2 separate regions of the Homo sapiens genome follow, and region 1 is linked to region 2. The links are chromatin contacts, found by Hi-C or POLR2A ChIA-PET in ENCODE. All regions are on one chromosome and are shown on one strand. The core of a region is the stretch at or near the end of the contact, and the rest is flanking DNA. Distances in the headings are between cores, read along the strand shown. Region 1 overlaps LOC105374140 (a long non-coding RNA gene). Region 2 overlaps LOC105374140 (a long non-coding RNA gene).

Region 1 (3,508 bases), core at 493-2,992, 38 kb before region 2:
CCTCCTCTTTTCTGAAAGGAAACATAGGTTGGGCACGGTGGCTCACACCTGTATTCCCAGCACTTTGGGAGGCCGAGGCGGGTGGATAACCTCAAGTCAGGAGTTCGAGACCAGCCTGGCCAACATGGTGAAACCCCGTCTCTACTAAAAATACAAAAAATTAGCTGGAAATTAGCAGGGTGTGGGGGCGGACACCTGTAATCCCAGCAACTCGGGAGGCTGAGGCAGAAGAATTGCTTGAACCCGGGAGGCAGAGTTGCAGTGAGCTGAGGTCCTGCCATTGCACTCCAGCCTGGGCAACAAGAGTGAAACTCCGTCTTAAAAATAAATAAATAAATAAAATAAAAATAAAAGGAAATATATCCTCTCTCTTTAACAATATAAGTTGTCTCTACTTTATTTTGTTCAGCTGGCAACTTCACATGAAAGCTGAAGTCAAGCAAAAGCAGAGAAAAACTGGCACCCTCTTCTAAAAGGTCTGGGCGGGGTGGGTCTGCTATCACTGCTGGCCAAGGATTCAAGAAAAACTATCCTCCCTATATTCCAGAAACTGTTCTTACTAAGGCTGACAATGATTCCCTAATATCAAAACCAAAAGATTCTTCTGGGCTTTCATCTTCCCAAAGATGACAGTTCACTTAGCACTGATGACCAGTACCTTCCTCCTTTGGTCTTCTTGACCACACACCCTTCTGGTTCTCCTTTTGCCTCACAAAACAATGGATCACTTATTCTCTGTTGCATGTAAAGATGCTTCCTGTCTAGCCCATAAATGATCCTGAGGCATTACACTGGCTTATCCTCTCTTTTTAACTAATATACTGTCCCTTCATATATGTTATCAGTTTCCTATAATAGCTAAAGACTTCCTCATCTCTATTTTCAGTCAGACCTCTTTCTAATGCTCCATGCTTGTATGCCCAACTGTCTATTCAATCTATTTGCATTCCAACTTTACCGCAGGAAATTTAAGCTCAACATGTCCAAAATTAAGTTCACCTCCTTCCACACTTTCCACTTTAAGAATGGTATCACTTTCTACTACCAAGAAATCAAAAGTACTATTAGGATCTCCTCTTTAAAAAAAATCAAATCCCATAGATTCCACCTCCTAATGTGTCCTTTGTGACTTCTCCTCCTCTCTCTCTTCTTACTAGTATTGCACTTGGGCATGTCTCCATGGTCTCTTGATCATGTGTCCCTGAATGGTCTCCCTCCCTCTCATCTTTTTTCCTTCTAATCAAACTTTACTAATATAATATTTTAAAAGACAAACAACATATTAGCTTAATGTCATTTTGTGGCTTCTCTTAGCCTAGCAGTTCTTAAACCTTAGTATGCATTAAACCACCTCAAAGCCTGGTTGAATCACCGATTATTGGGCCCCCTTTCTTAGAATGTCTGAATCAGTAGGTGGGGGTGGGCCTGAGCATGGGTATTTCTAAGATGTTCCCAGATGGTTCCCAGGTGGTTCCCAGGTGTTAATGCCGCTAAACTGAGACCACACTTTAAGAACCACTGTGTAGCCTACAGTATATATTTCAAACTACATGGCATGGTGTAAAAGACGTTGTCAACCCGTCTCTCCAGCCATATCTCCTGATCTCTAAATCTGATAAATGAGCTCCAGATGAATGAAAGTGACTCACTCCTTCTTGCCTCTGTGTTTAGCTTAGCTATTACTCCTTTCTATTTTTTTATTTGCCTGCCTATTTAACATCCACTCATGTTTCAAGCTCCAGCTCAAGTGTCACCATCTCATTATGGTATTTCCCAACATGGCCTCCTCCCCTCCTACTACATCCACACACTTGCTGGTAGAACTGGCTACTCCCTTCCTTACACCTCACATATGAACTGGAGTCTACTCTTGTCACAGAATATGTATAACTTCATAACACTTAACTTCCCATTTTCCCATTTAAATTCTAAGGTCTTGTGGGTAGAAACTCTCTTACTAGAATGTACACTTCCAGTATGTGGTAGACACATATTTTTTTGTAGACATTTAATATTTTGTTGTTGACTGAAAACAGATAAATTTGTGTTAAGTCATTTTTAAAGTCTGTTTTATTGTCCCATATACATTATTTTGTTAAACTTTGCATAAGGGAAACATGAATCTGAAAAAAATGCAAGAGTACTTTACCGTTTTAGTATAAGATAAAATGTGGACAAGATTAACAGAGAGGATTAAACTTTCTTTTTATTCTACATAATGAATTTAGACACTGAGAATTTGGCTAATGGAATATCAGGTCGTATAACTGACTGCATAGCAATTCCATAAGAAAAAAGAGACTCTAGTAATTCTATTGCATTCTTGGCTACATTGAGCAACGCCAGCATTAATTTATGATGCAAGTACCATGCTTATATAAAAAGGATCTAGGCCGTCTTTAAAATGAAGAGAAACAATTCACTCTAAATAGGGCATGGAGTGGGTGGAAGGTTTGGCTGTGAATATAAATTATTGAATTGCCAACCAAAAGAAAAACTTTATATTCCTACTGGGCCAGAGATACAAATCCCTGGATGTATCACAGCATATTACCAAATGTTTTGTATAGTTCATTTATTTATGCATTTATTATTTTTAAAATATCACACAAACTATAATAGCCAATAACGATAGTGTAAGATAGTATGCTAAGCACAGTGGGGAATTCAAAGAAGAGGTCAACATCACTCTTGTCCTATATCTCAACAGAGGCACTATTGGTATTTGGGTGGGACAATTCTTAATAGCCCAATGCATTCCAGGATGATTAGTATTCCTGTTACCCATTCACCAAATATTGATAGTATCCCCTAGGCAATGTGACCAAATACCTCTGCATATTCTCAAACACTTTCTAGGGATAGTAGCAGCCACAGTTGACTAGACCTACTATGAGGAAGGGGCCCACTGTAAAAAAATTGTGAGTCTCTCTCAGGACATCCCACCTCATTTTTAAGGGAATAAGGAGAAATTGAGAAGGAATATTTCAAATTTTCCTTGTTATAGTTTACACTCATGTGTTATTCATGTAACCCACTAATTAACAAGCTTACATGTGAATGGCAATGGTAATATCTAGTAATGAGTTATTTCTTGAATTGATATCAGCTATTGTAAGTTGGAGAATAAATTATTATCTGGTCTAGAATCAAACAACAGGCACTGAAGAAAATGTTTAATTTTCTATCAATGCATAAGATATTCAAATATGCTATGGCTATAGATAACAAGCTTATACTTATTTATGTAAACAAACTAGAAAAGGTGAGTAGACTTTGCCTCCTGATTTGGGTTATTTATTGTGTGATAGAAAATTTATTTTACTTGGTATACTCACATATTATTAAAACTTGTTTAATCAAAACAATATGAAATATGTTGATAAACCAGAATGTCAATTTGTTAATTTACAGTGGAGCCTAGATTTTGTGTTTATGTCTTCTCCTCAGGGCGATTTAATAAGCCAAAGTCATAATTAAAAGGCTCCGTCTCCACTGCTTCCACCTT
Region 2 (3,905 bases), core at 1,279-3,778:
TGCTCCAGTGTTGGGTGCATATATATTTACTGGGAGCCAATATATGGCTGAATTGATCTCTTTATCATTATACAGTGAACTTCTTTGTCTCTTCTTACAGTTTTTGTCTTGAAATCTATTTTGTCTGACATAAGTATAGCTACTCCGGCCCTTTTGTGGTTTCCATTGGCATGGATTATCTTTTTCCATCTCTTTGTTTTCAGTCTATGTGTGTTTCTATAGGTGAAGTATGTTTCTTGTAAATACAGATCAATGTGTCTTGTTTATTCATCCATTCAGCTACTCTTATATCTTTTGATTGGAGAGTTTCACCCCCTTATATTCAAGCTTATTATTGCTAAATAAGGACTTAATCCTGCCATTTTGTTATTTGCTTTTTTTTTTTTTTTTTTTTTTTATGTAGTCTTGCTCTGTCGCCCAGGCTGCAGTGCAGTGGCACGATCTCAGCTCACTGCAAGCTACGCCTCCTGGGTTCATGCCATTCTCCTGCTTCAGCCTCCTGAGTAGCTGGGATCAGCCTCCCAAGTAGCTGGGGCTACAGGCACCCACCACCATGCCTGGCTAATTTGTTGTAGTTTTAGTAGAGACGGGGTTTCACCATGTTAGCCAGGATGTTTTCGATCTCCTGACCTTGTGATCCACCTGCCTCAGCCTCCCAAAGTGCTGGGATTACAGGCCTGAGCCACCACGCCCAGCCTTGTTATTTGCTTGCTGATTGTGGTCTTTTCCTTCTTTCTTTCCTTCATGTCTTCCTTTAGTGAAGGTAATTTTCTCTGGTGATATGATTTAGTTTCTTGCTTTTTATTTTTTGTGTATTAGTTGCATGTTTCTTGAGGCTACCATGAGGCTTGAAAATACTATCTTATAACCCATTACTTCAACTTGATAACTACGTAACAGTTTACATAAACAATCAAATAAATAAGAAAAAGAAAATCAATAAAAACTCTATGCCTTAACTTTATTCCCCCACTTTTTAACTTTGTGTTGTTTCTATTTAAATCTCATTGTACTGTCAATGTCTTGACAATTGTTATTATTTTATATTGGTTCATTGGCTAGTCTTTTCATTTGGAATAAAAGTAGTTTACACATCACAATTACAGTGTTACAATTTTCTGGGTTTTTCTGTGTACTGTTACCAGTGAGTTTTATACCTTCAGGTGATCACTTCTCATTAAAGTCCTTTTCTTTCTGACTGAAGTACTCCCTTTAGCATTACTTGTAAGACAGGTCTGGTGTTGATTAAATACCTCAGCTTTTGTTTGTCTGGGAAAGTCTTTATTTCTCCTTCACGTTTGAAGAATATTTTCAACAAATATACTATTCTAGGGTAAAAGTTTCTTTCCTTCAGCACTTTAAATATGTCATGCCACTGTCTCATGGCCCGTAAGGTTTCCACAGAGAAGTCAGCTGCTCCATTGTATGTTATTTGTTTCTTTTCTCTTGCTGCTTTAGGATCCTTTCTTTATCTTTGACCTTTGGGAGTTTCACTATTAAATGCCTTGAGGTAGTCTTCTTTGGGTTAAATCTGCTTTGTGTTCTACAATCTTCTTGTACTTGAATATATAGATATCTTTCTCTAAGTTGGGGAGGTTTTCTATTTTTATCCCTCTGAATAAACTTTCCACCCCTATTGCTTTCTCTACCTCCTCTTTAAGGACAATAACTGTTAGATTTGCCCTTTCGAGGCTATTTTCTAGATCCTGTATGTGTGCTTCATTGTTTTTTTAATAATTTTTTCCCTTTTTCTCCTCTGACTGTGTATTTTCAAATAGCCTGGCTTCAAACTCACCAATTATTTCTTCTGCTTGATCAATTCTGCTGTTAAAAGACTCTGATGCATTCGTCAGTATGTGAATTGCATTTTTCAGCCCCTGAATTTCTGATTGATTCTTTTTAATTATTTCAATCTCTTCATTAAATTTATCTGATAGAATTCTGAAATCCTTCTCTTTGTTATCTTGAATTTCTTTGAGCTTCCTCAACACAGCTATTTTGAATTCTCCATCTGAAAAGTCACATATTTTTTGTTTTTTTCCTCCAGGATCGGTCCCTCATGACTTATTCAGTTCATTTGGTGAAGTCACATTTTCCTGGATGGTGTTGATGCTAGTAGATGTTCTTTGGTGTCTGGGCACAGAAGAGTTAGGCATTAATTGCAGTCTTCACTGTTTGAGCTTGTTTGTACCAATTCTTCTTGGGAAGACTTCCCAGATATTTAAAAGAATTTGAGGGTTGTGATCTAAGCTGTATCTGCTTTAGGAGGCACACTTAGCCCAGTAATGCCATGGTTCTTGCAGACTCATAGAGGTACGCCTTGATGATCTTGGACAAAATCTGAGAAAATTGTGTAGATTACCAGGCAGAGACTCGTTCTCTTCCCTTACTTTCTCTCAAACAAGCAAAGTGTCTCTGTGTTGTGACCTAAACTAGGGGTGGGTGGAGTGACAGAATCACCCCTTTTGCCACCACCACTATGACTGTGCAGGGTCAGACCTGAAGCTGACACAATACTGGGTGTTGCCCAATGCCTGCTATAACCACTCCCTGGCTACTCCCTTTGTTTGCTCAAGGCCCTGGGGATGTAAAATGAGCAGGTAGCAAAGCCAGTCAGGTCTGTGTCTTTCCCTTTAGGGTGGTGAGGGCCCCCAGCTCCCCGGTGGGTCCAGAGGTGCCATCTGGGAGTTAGGGACTATGGTCCAAAGCCTTAGAAATCTGCCTGGTGTTTTATTTTACTGTGACTGAGCTGGCATGCATACCACAAAGCACAGTCCTTTCCAGTCTTCCCTCCCCTCTCCAAAGGTAGAGGAGACTCACCCCATAGCCTCCACCACTACAGGTTATGAAGAGTGCTGCCAGACTACCACCAACTTTCCCTTAAGGCCCAAGGGCTCTTAAGTCAGCTTGTGGTGAATGTTTCCTGACTTGGGACTCACCCTTCAGGGAGTGGGCTCTCTTCTGGCCCAGGGCAGGTCCAGAGATGCCATCTAAGAGTCTAGTCCTGGATTTGGGGACACTAAGAGCCCATTTGGAGCTACACTTCTCTGTAGCCATGGTGGTTCCTAAATCCAGCAATTCTCAGAGGCTCGCTCAAGGCCCTTGAAGTAGCACCTGGGTATCACTACTTGTTATTCAGGGTCCAAGGGCTCTTCAGTTAACAGATGATAAATGCTGCCAGGACTGGGTCCTTTCCTTTGAGGCAGTGGGTTCCTTTCTGGCCTACAGTGTATCTAGAAATGTCATCCAGAAGCTATGGCCTGGGACAGGGGCCTCATGACTCGACTGGTGCCCTATCCTGCTGTAGCTATGTTGGTATCCACGATGTAAGACAAAGTTCTCCCCTGTCTTTCTTCTCCTCTCCTCAAGTGAAAAGAAGGGATCTCTTTGGGAGCTGCATGCTGTACAGCCTGGGGTTAGAGGAGGGGTGATGCCAGCACTCTCTTAGCCACCCTACCTAGTGCCTCAGCAGATCACACGCTCTATCCCAGTCCACTGTCTCTGGGCTCAGTTCAGCCCTAGGACTTGCCTATGAGTTGCAGTCCTTATGGCCTATGCTGGCTTTCAAAGTTATTTGGAGCACAGATCACTATAGCCCATGGCGACAAGGTTTGTAGAAACTAAAGTTCAGCCTGCTGGCACTGGTGATTCCCCTCTGGCTAGGGCTGGTTTAAATGCTCTCTCCATGGGCAGGCATCAGCTGAGTTAGGTCTGGTTTTCCTTTCTGCCCTAATAGGATAGCGCTGAGTTCAATGCCTCACAATTGCTGTGTTTTACCTCCCCCAGAGCCCAGAGATGCTCTCTGCAACCTGCCACCCTTGTCAGGGGGTGGTAGGGGTGGTGTCAGCAATTCAAGACTGTTTTATCTACCTCTTCAGCACCTCCTTCAGAGATACAGAATTAAA

Evidence for each region. A loop is a pair of places that touch in the nucleus more often than their neighbours do. ChIA-PET counts read pairs that join two places held with the same protein, here RNA polymerase II (POLR2A). Pooled maps may share reads with other maps.
Region 1: a map of PC-9 shows a loop between it and region 2 (2.4-fold over the local background). The contact joins two enhancer-like sites. A Hi-C loop is called at or near these places in 1 of 168 maps with a recorded cell type or tissue (PC-9) and 1 of 50 pooled maps. POLR2A ChIA-PET finds 5 or more read pairs at or near these places in 1 of 52 experiments (activated CD4-positive, alpha-beta T cell).

What each region holds. Positions count from the first base shown.
Region 1 is chr3:144,360,470-144,363,977 of GRCh38, reverse strand. The region is part of intron 3 of LOC105374140 (a long non-coding RNA gene); the gene reads right to left. Among named protein-coding and RNA genes, the nearest start is that of DIPK2A, 390 kb to the right of the region's middle. Within about 2 kb of position 1,742, at least 2 of the 41 ENCODE cell types and tissues checked have a DNase peak (open chromatin) inside an H3K27ac peak, as active enhancers do.
Region 2 is chr3:144,322,899-144,326,803 of GRCh38, reverse strand. The region is part of intron 3 of LOC105374140 (a long non-coding RNA gene); the gene reads right to left. Among named protein-coding and RNA genes, the nearest start is that of DIPK2A, 350 kb to the right of the region's middle. Within about 2 kb of position 2,528, at least 2 of the 41 ENCODE cell types and tissues checked have a DNase peak (open chromatin) inside an H3K27ac peak, as active enhancers do.